Linked DNA regions of Homo sapiens: region 1 is linked to region 2. Evidence: chromatin contacts called from ENCODE Hi-C or POLR2A ChIA-PET data. All regions are on one chromosome and are shown on one strand. The core of a region is the stretch at or near the end of the contact, and the rest is flanking DNA. Distances in the headings are between cores, read along the strand shown. Region 1 holds the start of POP4 (POP4 ribonuclease P/MRP subunit). Region 2 holds the start of VSTM2B (V-set and transmembrane domain containing 2B).

Region 1 (7,292 bases), core at 1,620-4,119, 80 kb after region 2:
CAGTTTCAGGTGTTTTCTATCTGTTAGGCGGCTGCCTGTTCCCTAGCGCCAGCTGTGGCCAATTACTTTAGAGAAACAGTTAACAACCACCTGACCATCACCTGATGGTGGCCCAACACCCCTGGTGTGTGTAGCGGGGAGCCTTCTCCTGCCCTGCTCATACCTGACTACCTACCTACTGTAACAAATGTGCCATACCTAGGAACAGTTTATAAAAACAGATTACTGGGACCCACCTTATAAAAACAGATTATTGAGACCCACTGGATAAAAACGAATCTCCAGGTATGATACCAAGAAATTTGAAATGAAAGCTTACCCTGTGATTGTGATCCTGTATTTGGTCTGTGGATCAAGCAAATTAAGTGTGTGCTAACTAATCAGGTAAATTAATGCATTTAATAATGCATTAATTAGCATACCTAATTACCTAATTAGCACATAGTTAATTTGCTTGATCCACTATGATCAAATATAGCATTGTTTTTAAGTTTTTGCTATTATAAACAAAAATCACAAACATCCTCACAGGTATCTCTCTGCATACAGAAACATTTTCTGAGAATAATCAAGTGGTTTGTTTGCTTTTTATTTTTTTTGTTTGTTTGCTTTTTAAAAAATATTTTAGGCTGGGCGCAGTGGCTCACCCCTGTAATCTCAGCACTTTGGGAGGCCGAGGCGGGTGGATCATGAGATCAGGAGTTCGAGACCAACCTGACCAACATGGTAAAACCCTGTCTCTACTAAAAATACAAAAATTAGCTGGGCGTGGTGGTGTGTGCCTGTAATCTCAGCTACTCAGGAGGCTGAGGCAGGAGAATCACTTCAACCTAGGAGGCAGAGGTTGCAGTGAGCCGAGATCACACCATTGCACTCCAGCCTGGACAACACAGCAAGACTCCGTCTCAAAAAAAAAAATATTTTAATGATGAAGGAACTATGTTGTAATTGCAACTCAAGGACGACCCACCCCACCACCATCAGGGAATTCGAGGGGAGACTGGCAGTTATCCAGGGATCCCAGAAGGAGTCAACTGGGAGTTAAGAGTCCTAACAACCCTAGAAAAAAACTTTCAAAGACACAGGTCTTCTCATTAATCTCCATAATCACAGAGGTCTTGCCTAAAAGGGCCCCCCTTGAGTACACAGCTCTGAAACTGGCTAACATCTTCTGCTGTCTCATTTGATTTTAAAGTTCACATTTGTGAAGGGCTCTATTGTACAACATGGTGACTATAGTTAATAACAGTGAATTTCAGTTAATAACCTGAATTTCACTGAGAGTAGGTCTGAAGTGTTCTCATCACAAAATGAGTGTATTAGCATCGCTCATAGCTCATTTAGCCATTACACAATGTATACACATTTCAAACCATATTGTATACCATAAATACATACAATTCTTATTGGTTAATTTTAAAAATAATAAAAGTTCTCTATCAGTCCCATAAATTACAATTTTCAGGCATCTGCAAAGGCAGCATGTTTTGGTTTAAATGTGGTCTTTCCAAATTTTATACGTATAAAATAAATGCATAAGTGTACTACATATGCAAAAACTAATACATAAATTTTATAAAGTCAATGCACGCGGGGTCACTGGGATGAACCAATTTCAGTGCCTGCAGTCTAATGTTTAAAATCAAAATGGTACAAGGTCACCACCAAAGAAATTGTTTAAGCCAATGTTTCTCAAACTAAAACCTTTGGACATACTCCCAGAATCCCCTGTAAAGAAATGTATACTGTACTCAAAGTTGAGAACCACTGACTTAGCATAAAGGGACCGTATTTCTTTTCTCTCCCACCCAGCACAGGCCCAGTGCTCAGCAGAAATTGGGGCTCCACAGTTCTGCCCAACACTGGGTCACTGCTGAGAAGTCTGCACCAGGCCTTCCTGCACCTTTCCACTGAGCAATGGAGTTTGTTTATTCATTTATTTATTTATATGGAATTTATTTATTTATTTTGGAGACAGGGTCTCACTCTGTCACCCAGGCTGGAGTGCAGTAGCGCAATCCAGGTTCACTGCAGCCCTAAACTCCTTGGGCTCAACTGATCCTCCCACCTCAGATACCCGAGTAGTTGGGACTACAAGCACGCACCACCACGCCTGGATAATTTTTTTTAAATGTTTTGTAGAGATGGGGTCTCCCGATGTTGCCCAGGCTGGTCTCGAACTCCTGGGCTCAAGAGATCCTCCCGCCTGCGCCTCCCACGGTGTGAGCCACCTTTGATCTTATTGCTATGATTTTTTTATTGATAAAAACTAATAAATATTCTGAGTCTCAAGAAAGCTTTCTGAAACTATCAAAGGGACCCAGGCGGCGCATCACTACCTGTGAGGCCGACCCCACTCACAGCACAGACTGCAAGTGAGGCTTACAGATGGGAAGTGCCCTAAGCGAGGTTAAACAGCTAGTTAGCAGCAGACACGGAACTAGAACCTAAGCCTGCTGTCCCAGCTTCGGTGCCCGTGCTCACAGCGGAAGCTGCCTCGGCTCATCCGTAAGGGCGCTGATTAGGGACGACAAAGACCTCACCCCACCGTCCCCGTCCCATTTCCGCCCTCCCAGATCCCCAACCTCCTTCGAGTCCTCTCCAAGTCGCCTCGCCTCGCTCCACTCCAGGCCTTAGCAAGCATTCCACATGCCTTTACCCCAACCCTACTGCCTGTCCCCCAAAAGATGCAGGCGGAAAAGACCCCAGGAAGCGAGCCCACTCCTCCCCACTGCTCAGCAACACCGCCTACGACGTTCTCAGTAGCCGAATCCCTTTCCAGGCGCATGCGCCCCCGAGGTGGGCGAGCGCCGGTGATGTCACGCATAGCGCCATCTCCGAGCTCCGAGAGTCTGCGACAGCAGCTGCCAGTGCGTCATCAGAGAGCGCCGGAAGCGGTCCGAGAATGAAGAGTAAGCGGGGCCGCGAAGTTGGAGAGGGTTGGGGACGTTAAGGGTCGGGGTCTTGGTACTGGTGGGTGAAATGGGTCCGGGCTACCTGTTGCTGCGGAGTCCTAACAGAACCGCTACAGGAATGGGCCCACCCTACCTAAGAAAAACTGAGGGCTGGAGCACGGGTTAGCCTGGCTCGACCTCTGAGCTAGGGAGGGATGTCAGGGCTGGAGGCAGGTTCTCCCGGAGGCTGCTCAGTGGTGTGCGATGCTAGAGGAGGGTTCCAGGCCTTGGCTCAACTTGGCCACTATCTCCCGGGGTGACCGCGGTCAAGATCCTGCTCCTTTCTGCGAGCTGGTTTCACACTCTTAACCTGATGCAAAGCGCCGAGAGCTGCTGGGGAATGATATCACTAACCCAAAGCTTTGGTCCTTAGGGGTAGAAGACATGTGCCAAGGAGGGGCGTGTAGACACCGTTAAGACTGGGCCTTCAATCAGAATTTTTATTTTTCATCTCTGCCACTTTCTACCTATATGATCAAGTAGATTGTCTCGGCATGTCTGAGCTTCAGTTTGCTCATGCACATAAGTGTAATGAGAAAAAATATGTGTACCTTGTAATGAGGTTTCTGGCAAGTAATGGATGTTCAGTAATTGTTAGATGTGTATTGTTGCAGAAAGACTTCCAAGTCTGTTACTAAGCACCTGTAACAGATGAAGCAAAGTTATCAGGCCCCGCAAGTTGCTCTCTACAGTTTATAATCCCCATCTTCCATTTGAGGGAGAACTAGATGCTATATATAAAACTTGCAACCACATTGGTTTGCTTGATCAAACAAACATACCTGGCTGGGTGTGGTGGGACACGCCTGTGGTCCCAGCACTTTGGGAGGCTGAGGCAGGGGGATCACTTGAGGCCAAGAGTTGAAGACCAACTTGGGCAACAACATAGCGAGACCCTGTCTCTACAAAAACTGGAAAAAAAAAAAAAGAATTAGCCAGGTGTGGTGGCACACACCTGTAGTCTCAGCTACTCAGGAGACTGAGGTGGGAGGATCACTTGAAACCAGGAGGTCGAAGTTGCAGTGAGCTATGATTGTGCCACTGCACTCCAGCCAGGGCAACAGAGCAAAACCCAGTATCAAAACAAACAAACAAACAACAAAAAAAAAAAACTTGTAACCACCTTGCATCAAACATTCTCAGGGAAGTACAAGAAAGCTGGAATTAAATTTACAGAGTATAGTGTAAATTACATTTTCTAGCTATTTAGCTCATAAACCAGGCCTTAGTAGTCCCATTCTTATTCCATTCACACCTGTACTCTGTCCCCAGTGCCATGGTTTTCTTCTTTCAAAAAATTAAGAAACAGAAGTGTGGAATTTATTTTAGAGGTTGAAACTTTATTGACCAATGTATATTTTGAGTTTAAAGGAAAAACTTGTATTTTATCAGTTCAGGACACCATCGATTATGTGACACATTATAATTTCATATTAAAATGTGAAGAATCTTTTTAAACATCTTACAGTTAACAAAACCTATTTCTAACCATCTACATCCTAGACAGCTATATCATATAACTTTTAATGAGTTACCTTGTTAGCAAGTGCTCAAGCTTCTAACTTGGGGTATTTTAAACCAATGCAACTCAAAATGTGATTCACTGACCTGCAGTAGTATCTGGGAATATGTTAAACACTCAGGATCTAGGGTAGGAGACCAATAATCTGCATTTTAATAAGATCCCAGAGATTTTTACACACGTTAAATTTTGAGAAGCATTCTTTTTAAACCATGTGCTTGGAACTTCTAGCATAGATGTGGCCAGAGGGTGGGATAAGAGGCATCCAAGAAAGCTTTGCTCTTAATACCAACCTCATCTTCTCCTATCTCTGAATAAGCAGTTGTTCTGCTATAAGTGTAGAAGTGTAGTTATTTTCTTTTCTTTTCTTTTCTTTTTTTTTTTTTTTTTTTTTTGAGACAGAGTCTCACTCTGTCACCCAGGCTGGAGTGCAATGGCACGATCTTGGCGCATTGCAGCCTCTGCCTCCCAGGTTCCAGCGATTCTCCTGCCTCAATCTCCCATGTAGCTGGGAATACAAGTGCAAGCCACCATCCCCGGCTAATTTTTGTATTTTTAGTAGAGACGGGGTTTCACCATGTTGGCCAGGCCGGTCTTGAACTCCTGACCTTGGGTCAGGATCCGCCCGCCTTGGCCTCCCAAAGTGCTAGGACTACAGGTATGAGCCACTGCGCCTAGTGGCGTAGTTATTTTCATAGTTAGAAAAGTCTTGGGTCTTACAGCCATACCCAACAAGAATTGATCATTTCTTTTTTTTAATCCCCCAGGTGTGATCTACCATGCATTGTCTCAGAAAGAGGCGAATGACTCCGATGTCCAGGTCAGTTCTTGGCAGGGAGTCCAGGAGCAACAGAGGTGATGGCAAAGATGGCTCAGTAGCTTCTGAGCCCCCAGCACTGATTGAGATGTCCTTTCCCACATCATACTCCTCATTTTTCTGGCAGACATCTAAGGCTGGATCAAAGTCTGTAGTTCTCATTACCTGTTCCCACGTGCCAGCCTCCTTTTCTGTTGTGCCAAAGTCAAGTTTGGTAAAATGAGGCTTTCCTTAACCTTTTATCATTTCCCACTGTGTTGGGGACACCAGGCTGTGCCCACGTGGTGGGCAGCATCATTCAACCTTGTCACTGTGCCCTCTGCACTTCTGCAGAAGGTGTGCAATCACATATCATAAGTGAAATTTACAGATTATATCTGAATGCCTCGGCCTGCTTTGTCAGTTTTGCAAAAGTTCCTCTTGTGGCTCATAATGAGAGCATTACCTTGAAAGCAAGATTTTGAAAGACCAGTATACCTTTATTTTGCTTCTCCATGAAAGATGAGCCACTCAGGTATTTAAGAGAATCAGATCATTGTCCTATTATAGTCACAATGACGAGAGTGAATTAATTTTTAGTTAGCATCTACAGGTGCAAAGCTGAAGCAGAGTTCCCACCATCATACTGTGAGCTCCCTCGAAGGCTATATGTACCCTATCTTCCCATCCCCATTGCTCTCCCACAGAAGGAAGGCTGCGTTACTATTGACAGATCAGCATCAGTCTGTCAGCCTCAGTCTTAGCATTTAGCACCTGGCTAGTGCAAAAAGAGCTCAGGAAACAGCCCAGCCAGGAGACAGGCCCTCAGGAGAGAGAACTGCCCAGGTCTGTGGCAGGCATGAGGGCAGTGGCATTGCCACCAAATGAGGAATCCGTTATTGGAACTCCAACCTGAGAGGTAGTGAGCTTGGAGGGTTTCTTTGTTTGTTTGTTTGTTTGTTTGTTTGTTTGAGAATTGCACACAATTACGACAGTCATTTTTCCCAGAAGTCCTCTCTAAGAGCCTGTGCTCATTCATGGTAAGTTGACGCCCTGCTCTCAGTGACACCCTTCAGAGAGAGCGAGCCTGGGGCCTGAGATGCTCTCGACGGTACCTTCCTCCAAGTGATGGTCTGCGGGGCGGGAGCGGACCTTTTGGAGAGTGGCCACACCATGCCCACAGAGCTGGAAACCCGGTTAAGGAGTATTGTCCTAAGGGCACAGTGTCAGGGTCCCTGCGCCCTGAGGCTTGGCCGACCCTGGAGCCCTAGTTTTGCTGTTTTCTGTAGTGTTAGGATCACTTCCTCCATAGCTTAGTGCTACTCTGAGCTCACTTTCATCTGGTCATGCCTGGTTGAATATATTTGTTATACATTTCTCAAGCTTTCTCTTCTGCCAAGGATGAGAGAATTCTTCTTCAAGATAGAAAGGTTTTGGTCCTTTCAGAATAACCTCAGAAAAGCAGGGCCAGAGCAGGAAGTGAGCGTTTGACACGCTGTTGTGTGTGACAAACGGTCATGAATTGGTGTGTGAGTGTGACTTACATCTCGGCAGCTGTGGGTAGCAGATGCATGGCGGATGAGCAGGTTGAGAGCCTCAGTAGGTAAAGGGATGGGCCCCATTTGCTCTTGCAGTAGCTGCCGGGAATGGCGGGCGGGATGCCTGGGATCCTGGGCTGCCCAGACCGGAGCAGTGAGCGCCGCACCCCCTTGTCCGCCTGCAGCCTTCAGGAGCACAGCGGGCCGAGGCCTTCGTGAGGGCCTTCCTGAAGCGCAGCACGCCCCGCATGAGCCCGCAGGCCCGCGAGGACCAGCTGCAGCGCAAGGCGGTGGTCCTGGAGTACTTCACCCGCCACAAGCGCAAGGAGAAGAAGAAGAAAGCCAAAGGCCTCTCTGCCAGGCAAAGGAGGGAGCTGCGGCTCTTTGACATTAAACCAGAGCAGCAGAGGTAACCCGAGCTCCCCACGTCTTTCTGCCCGCGGTGCTTACCCTTCTTGGTGTGTGAACTTGGCTGAGTGGCT
Region 2 (7,307 bases), core at 1,059-3,558:
GAGCACAACGGAGTTAGCCAAGCAAGTATCTGTGGGAGAAGCATGTCAACCAGATGGTGCGGCTGGTGCAAGGGCCCTGGGGTAGAAGCATGCCCAGTGTGCTGCATTGTAGGAAGGAGAACAGTGTGGCTAGGGGAGTGTGAGCTATGGAGAAGACAGAAAAGATGAGAAGATGAAGGAAAAGGGTGAGCAGGAAGCAGAAAGGCAGATGGTTTGACCTTGGCAGCCACTGCAAGGCCACTGGTGTTTATGCCAAGTGAAATGGGAGCCACTGTGGGGTTTTTCAGCAGTGGAAGAGGGATCTGATTTCCCTGAGAAGGATCTCTTTGTCATGTTGAGAACTGATGCCTAGAAAGTGTCTAGTACATGGAAAGCATGTGAAAACATGTATCTGTCGCTCTTAGAGTAATACCAACTCATGCAGTGGGCAAGAAACACCCAACCCCACAAGGCGGTACAGGGATAAATTACTTCCAGATAATTCCCTCTAGCTACAGGGATTCTCCCACGGGCATCGCTGGTCTCCAGCATTAGCCTCTGCTTGGATCTGGCATCAGGAAAGGAGACTGCTACCTCTCCAGGTGGGCCACTGCGCAGTGGGCTAGCTCTTTCTTCAGAACCCTGCTTGGAATCAGTCCCCAAATGAGCCTGCTTTCCTGGAACCCCGCTGTGGTCCTGAATCTGCATAGAGCGGTGCAAGTCTGCCCTCTCCCTTCAGAAGCTGAGGACAGCAATGGGGCCTGGCAGGGTCTTACATTCGGGGGTCCAAAGTGGTTTCTAAGGGCACATGGGATTTCCTAGGAAAAGCTCCTGCCATGACAGAAGGAGCTGGCAACTGCCTCTGTGGAGCCCCTAGAGAGGAACTTGAGGGAAAGGAGGAAAGTCCTATAGGACCCCCTTCTTCCCTTTGCCCCCAGCAGGAGACCTTAGAAAACAAGGGCTTGATAGATGAGCCACAGTGAGCCAGGGGGTGGGAGTGACTCCTGGGCCATAGACGAGGAAACTGAAAGGCAGGCACTGGAGGCAAGAAGGGCTGGCCCCGGGCACCCGCTGGCGAGGACAGCCTTGGAGAGGGCCTGCAGCTCCTCCCCTCTGAGCTGTGCTGCGCTGGCCGCCTGGACCAGGGTGGCTGCTGGAGAGTGTTTTCCCTCTGGGTTTCCTTCTCCTTGGCTCCCAGGGAATCCTCTGGCGGTGCCTCCGGGAGGCTGGTAGCCGGGGAAGCAGGCACGTGAATCCACCGGGCTGCCCCACCCCAACCTGAGGTCAGAGCTGAGGCGTAGGGGCCGGGGTAGGGGCAGAGGTGCCGAAACGCACTAGCTGGGGACTCCCGGGGGAAGGAGATAGGAGAGACCCAAGGCGAGCCTTAGGACTCGCCCCTATGACTATGACTACGCGCTGCGTCCGAACCACATGTCCACCCCGCATTTGCCTTCGGGGACCAGACCGCGCTCCCTCAGATGGCTGGGGAGGGAGCAGACTCCGGGTGAAGGCTGGGGGAGGTACCGGGATGCCGAGTACGCCAGAGCAGGCGGGGGATGGGTTCCGGCTTCCTGCCGCCTCGGCATCTCGCTTTGCACCGGGCAAAGAAGGGGCCACGACCGGCGAAGAGCGCGTGGAGACACAGGGACCCGCGATCCAGGGGCAGGAACCCCGCCCCCTCCCGGAAACCTCCCGGGCCCTGAGTCGTGCCCGGCGCTCCCCACCCCACCCCACCCCCGCCGCCCCTGCCGTCACTCACGGCCGCTGCGGGCTGGCTAGCGTGTGCGCTCTCCGCGCCGCAGGCACCTGCTCGCTGGGCGCTGTGCGCTCACTTCTCCCTCGCGCACTGCAGACTCCCGGCGCTGCCGCCGCCACCCAGCGTAGTCTCCGGCTGGGCACAGCGTTCCGCCCTTCTCGCGGCCCCGGGCGCCCACCCATCCGTCATGGCCCAGGCCTGGGCCAAACAGCGGGGCAGCTGGTTGCCCAAACTGGGGTAAGGAGTTGAGGGCTGGGAGCTGCAGAGAGGACCGAGGGACACACGGGGAGCAGGGATGAGCGGCCGTCTCGAGCCGTGCAGACTGGGAAGAAGCCAGGGAGAGTTTGGGTGGGAGGACTCCCAACCCAAGCGGGTGCGGGGCGGGGCTGTACTCCAACCAGAAAGACGGTGGTCCCTCCGAGCGACCCCCGAGGAGAGAGGGGGAGCGCTCTGGGGCGGGGGCGGGGCGGGCTGTGGCAGGAGAGGGGAGGGCGGGGGCGATGCAGCGGTGGAGGCGGCTTGGCGCCCAGCCACTGACCGCCCCCTCCCTTCCCCTCCCCTCCCCCTCTCCCCGCCTCTCTCCGGCTCCGGGTCCGCCACGCCGGACCCGCTCTCCCCGCGCTGCGCTGGGTCGGACGCCAGGTCTGCGCGCCGCGGCTGAGCGCCCACTCGCCCTGCGGAAAGAGCCGCGGAGGAACCGGCGGGGGCGGCTGCGGGAGCCGAAGGAGGTGGCAATCGGGAGCAGAACCAGAAGGAGACAGGGAGGCAGAAGCTCGCGGCTCCGTGGCACGCACTCCCTCGGCCAGGGATGGGTCCCGGCGCGGCCCAGCCCCTGCCCGGCCCGCCGGGCAGAGACTGAACCGCGGATCCCCACCGTCCTGTGGACGACCGGACAGAGAGAGGCACTGACCGATCGCCAGCAGCCTCCCGGTGGGACCGCGTCTCCTGCACACCCCGCGCAGCGCCCCCCGCCGGAGCCGCACCGGGCAAGCCGGCGAGGGAGCGGGGCTGATTGGCGGCCGCCGGCGGCCAGGGGAGGGGGCGCCGCGCGGGGCCATGGCAGGCTCGGAGGCGTCCTAGCCCGAGCCGGAGCCGATCCGAGCCCACGCGGCCGCCGCCTCTCCGCTCCCGGGCCCCCGCCGCCACCGCGCCCCCCGCGGGAGATGGAACAGCGGAACCGGCTCGGTGCCCTCGGATACCTGCCGCCTCTGCTGCTGCATGCCCTGCTGCTCTTCGTGGCCGACGGTGAGCGCGGGAACTTTGCTGCCGCTGTGGACTCGGGGGGGTCTTTGCTGGGGCCGCCACCGAGAAGAAGAAGAAAGAGAACGAACCGGGAAGCTTCGCGGTCTCCAGCAATCCCGCTGTGCAGCCTGGGCCCGGAGGGGTAGGGAGAGGCGAGCGGCGAAGGGTCGCCGCAGCAGCAGCGCCGCGCCCGAGTCGTTCCCAGTCCCGCCGGGGCCCCGGCTGCGGAAAGGATGCCTGCGGGGAGCGGGAGTAGGCGCGCCCCAGCCAGGCTCTGGCGGTGCGGCCAGGGGCGGGGGAGAAGCACGAGTCGCCCCTGCCGCCCCGCCCCATCCGGAGGGAAGCAGTAGGCAGCCGATGGCCGGTCCCTGCCTCGGCCCTGCAGCCGCTTCCCCGAACTTTGCTAGCCCCTCCGGCCGTGCGCCAGGGAGCAGCTGCGGGGTGGGGGGCACAAGGCCAGCCAGCCAGAGACCGACTGCCTCGCTTTAGGTTGCCCCAGGCCCCCGACCTACAGCTGGTCACGCCTCTCTCTCTCTCCCCACCCCCAGCTGCATTCACAGAAGTCCCCAAAGATGTGACAGTACGGGAGGGAGACGACATCGAAATGCCCTGCGCGTTCCGGGCCAGCGGAGCCACCTCGTATTCGCTGGAGATTCAGTGGTGGTACCTCAAGGAGCCACCCCGGGAGCTGCTGCACGAGCTGGCGCTCAGCGTGCCGGGCGCCCGGAGCAAGGTAACCCGCCGCCCACGCGGTACCGGCGCGCGCCCGGCTCGCGCCCGGGGCGGCGAAGGCTAACCCAGGGAGGGAAGCAGCGGGCTTCACTCGCGCAGGGCGCCGCCCTGTGGCGCAGCCCATCTTCCACCTTCGCATCCCAAAGCATCTTCAAAGTCAGCAGTGGTTACCCCCAAACCTGTCAATTATTTTGACAGCATCGCTGTTCCCACCACCTCCCAGAACTCCATTCACGCCCAGCCCCTAAAGAGCCACACCTCAGCCTGGTCGCTTGCTCGTGCTCGCTGGCTGCGGCCCTCTGATGGGTGCTGGGTAGTGAAGGAAGCCCCCTTGGTCCCATCAGGCTCTCCCCGCCCTCTGCCACTTTGAGGACCCCAGGGCTCCCACGGCTGCGTTCCAGAGGCCACCAGAAAACCGAGTACCGGAAAGCCGGCAGGACCTCCAGCCCTCAGGGGCACAGAGGGGCCACTTCTCTGTGGCCGAAAACAGGCCCACGCTGCCTGTCTGCCTCAAAACCCACACTCTCTTACACACTCTAGTGTGCTCGCGTGCACACACACCTACACACACACCTACACCTACACACACCTACATTCTCCCAGGGTCCCACCCAGAGTTACTCCCACTGAGCCTCCCGCTGGGTGCTGTCCAGACACAGCGGCCCTCCCTCCAGTTCTTCACGGCTCCCAGTGAGCTGGGGGAGGATTTTGAGCCACGCGGCAGGGCCTAAGGATGCCCAGAGGGAAGGAGAGGGGCTTTCCTTCCCACCCTGGTGTCCATCCAGTCTCCCCAGTTCAGCCGGCAGGTGTGCACCAGGGCAGCCACCCGTTGGTCAGGCACCATGCTAGCTCCAAAGCCCGCTTCCTCCTGGGAAACTCTTGGAAAGCCGGACGTCCTTTGTGCCCTCAACCCCCATCCCCCGGGCGGTTTCGGTCCTAGCCTGCCGGAGGAGGGTGCCCTTGCCTAAAGGCGGATCCGAGTTCCCCTAGCCAGAAGGCCGCGAGCCTCACGTCTCTCTCTCCCTCTTTGCATTTTAGGTAACAAATAAGGATGCAACTAAAATCAGCGTAAGTGTGGAGCCCAGCGCGGGCCGCGGGAGACCCCTTCTGGCCGCCTCGGGTCCCGCAGCTCCCTCCCTTAGCAAGCCGCGGCGGCCGCGCATGTGGGGCCGCGCAAGTAGGGCAGCGATCGCAGCCTTGCATCGGTGGCTGCTCGGCGTGTCCGGGCGCCATCTGTCGCCGGTTGCAGGGTCGGGTTCTCTTTTGTGTAAATCAAGGGTCCAAGGCTTGAGTCCCCTAATTCGGCTCGGCGCTGACCTGTAAAACTCCCCTTGGTCGGACTGCGCGCTTAGGGCCTCTCGCGCCTGCCAGCCTCCGCTCTGCGGGCATTCCTCCTAGCACCGGGAGCGCGCGGCTGCTCGCCCTCGCCGCGACCGTGGCGCCAGCTTCCCGCCCCCTCTGCCCCGCCCTGAGCATCTGCTCTGCGCCCTCCGCTGCAACCCTTTATCCTCCGCCTGGATTGCGGGTCTGGGTGCGGGGTGTTGCAGGCTTGCAGGGGACGGGGTAGGGGGTGGTTGTGCCAGGCTGCGAGGGGCCCGGGTCATGGGGTTGCTAACTCTGGGAGGAGATGCGCCCAAGCTTCCCACCTGGAGCGTAGAAAGGCCTGGAGATGACGAAGCCTCCTCGTGGGCTCGGTTCAGAGGTGAGGGCTCCCTGGGTGTTTGTTGAGAGCCGTAGAGCAGTACTTCCCGAAGTCCCCACCGGGGCGCAGGGGAGGAGCACTTCGCTGGGGGGCTTCTGGAGATCCCGCGGAAAGGCGGGTTGGTAGCAGGTGGCCAGGGAGCCAGGCAGCAGCCTCAGCGTTGCTTGCCTTCTTAAGAAAGCACAGTGTTAGCTGTAAAGGGCGGGGTCCGGTGACAGGGTGGCTTTCCTTAGGAAGCGATTCGGGCAGGCCCTCCGTGCTCCGGGAGGTGAGGAGGGCCGGCTGGGGCGGGACTGTCGGTTGGAGCGCGTCGGGGCGGGAAAGACGTGGGGAAGTTAAGGAACAAGGAATCCAGCCTGGGGTTTCCTGAAGGTGCAGGAGGGAGGAAGGAGAGGTGGACTCTGCCCTTCTGAAGCGCCAGCTACGGGAAGACAAGCAGTGTTGGTTTGTATGGGCGGGGCAGATGCAAGGTGGGCGTTTGGTTAACGTGATGGGGACGTGGGGACACAGTCCAAAGAGCTGGCTGCCTGGCGTCCACGCAGAGTTGGAAGCCCTATGCCACTGGGTAGACGCGGGTGAAAGGGAAGCCGGATCGTGATGGTGGGCAAACCAGGATCCGGGAAGTGTTGGGGTGCGCGGATGAGGGGGCGCGACGGCCAGGGTGGCCAGAAGAGTAGGTTTGGGAGCTGCCCAGCCCGGCCTCTAACCCTGCTCTCTTGCAGACCGTACGCGTCCAGGGCAATGACATCTCACACCGGCTTCGGCTGTCTGCCGTGCGGCTGCAGGACGAGGGCGTGTACGAGTGCCGCGTGTCGGACTACAGCGACGACGACACGCAGGAGCACAAGGCCCAGGCGATGCTGCGCGTGCTCTCGCGCTTCGCGCCGCCCAACATGCAGGCCGCCGAGGCCGTGTCCCACATCCAGAGCAGCGGCCCGCGTCGCCACGGCCCAGCCAGCGCCGCCAACGCCAACAACGCGGGCGCCGCGAGCCGTACCACCTCCGAGCCCGGCCGCGGCGACAAGAGCCCGCCGCCCGGGAGCCCTCCCGCCGCCATCGATCCCGCAGTCCCCGAGGCCGCGGCAGCCTCGGCGGCCCACACGCCCACCACCACAGTCGCGGCAGCTGCTGCTGCCTCGTCAGCGTCGCCGCCATCGGGACAGGCGGTCCTGCTGCGCCAGAGGCACGGCTCGGGTAAGGGATCGCGGAGAGGGGGCGCACGCGCGGGGATGGCGCAGGGCTAGGGCTGCGCCGGGACGCCCCGGGGGGCTCCGGACCCAGGACCCGCCCCCTGGGCGCATTTGCATATGCATACTCCTTCCTAGTTAGGTCGGGAGCGCCCCCCCCAGGGCCTTCTTCCCGCGGTTTCTCTGTCTTTACTCCTGGCCTCTGGAAGCATTTCTGATGTGCATTTATGAATGGAGGAGGGGGCTGCCCTGCCAGCTACCTCAGGGTACGCTGGAGGCTGTAGTGTGGGGAGGCGACCTCTTTTGGGTTTGGAGAACTGGACCCTGAGGGCTGAGCTCCGATGGTGGCAAGGGGCCAGTACTCAGCCACCACCGGTGGTGGAAATGAGCTATCCCCAGATGGGGGCACTGGCACCTGCTGGAGAGCGGGAGGCGGTTAAAACTTGAGTTGCGTTGGTTTCTATTTTGTGTGCTCGATTGAACAGACTTTGTCCAAGGGTGTGGAGGGGCCTGGCTGTGTAACCTACGCCCTCTTTGGCTAAATGCAGGATGGCCCTAGGCAGCAGCTCTGCACTCTGCTGTAAATCGCAGATCCTCTCCCTTTGGCTTTGGGGTGGGGGCAGTAAGGACTGAGCCCTAAGCCACTGTTAGGAAGGCACCCAGAGGGGAAGGCTTGCTTTCTTAGGGAGCTGAGAGGCTGGGAGAAGGG

Evidence for each region. A loop is a pair of places that touch in the nucleus more often than their neighbours do. ChIA-PET counts read pairs that join two places held with the same protein, here RNA polymerase II (POLR2A). Pooled maps may share reads with other maps.
Region 1: a map of dorsolateral prefrontal cortex shows a loop between it and region 2 (4-fold over the local background). The contact joins the promoter of POP4 here to the promoter of VSTM2B in region 2. A Hi-C loop is called at or near these places in 2 of 168 maps with a recorded cell type or tissue (dorsolateral prefrontal cortex and endothelial cell of hepatic sinusoid), 3 of 37 single-sample maps with no recorded cell type and 8 of 50 pooled maps. POLR2A ChIA-PET finds 5 or more read pairs at or near these places in 11 of 52 experiments (A549, H1, HEK293 and 6 more).

The regions. Positions count from the first base shown.
Region 1 is chr19:29,603,414-29,610,705 of GRCh38, forward strand. POP4 (POP4 ribonuclease P/MRP subunit) reads left to right here and starts at 2,870. Exons shown (of 7, transcript NM_006627.3): 1 at 2,870-2,912; 2 at 5,244-5,296; 3 at 6,996-7,219. The coding sequence starts at 2,906. RefSeq lists enhancers at 2,523-3,012, 6,481-6,992.
Region 2 is chr19:29,523,686-29,530,992 of GRCh38, forward strand. It overlaps VSTM2B (V-set and transmembrane domain containing 2B), which reads left to right and starts at 2,309. Exons shown (of 5, transcript NM_001146339.2): 1 at 2,309-2,980; 2 at 3,526-3,710; 3 at 4,748-4,777; 4 at 6,134-6,605. The coding sequence starts at 2,899. It overlaps VSTM2B-DT (VSTM2B divergent transcript), which reads right to left and starts at 2,065. Exons shown (of 10, transcript NR_040029.2): 1 at 1,739-2,065. It overlaps LOC124904683 (a long non-coding RNA gene), which reads right to left and starts at 5,595. Exons shown (of 2, transcript XR_007067215.1): 1 at 5,356-5,595.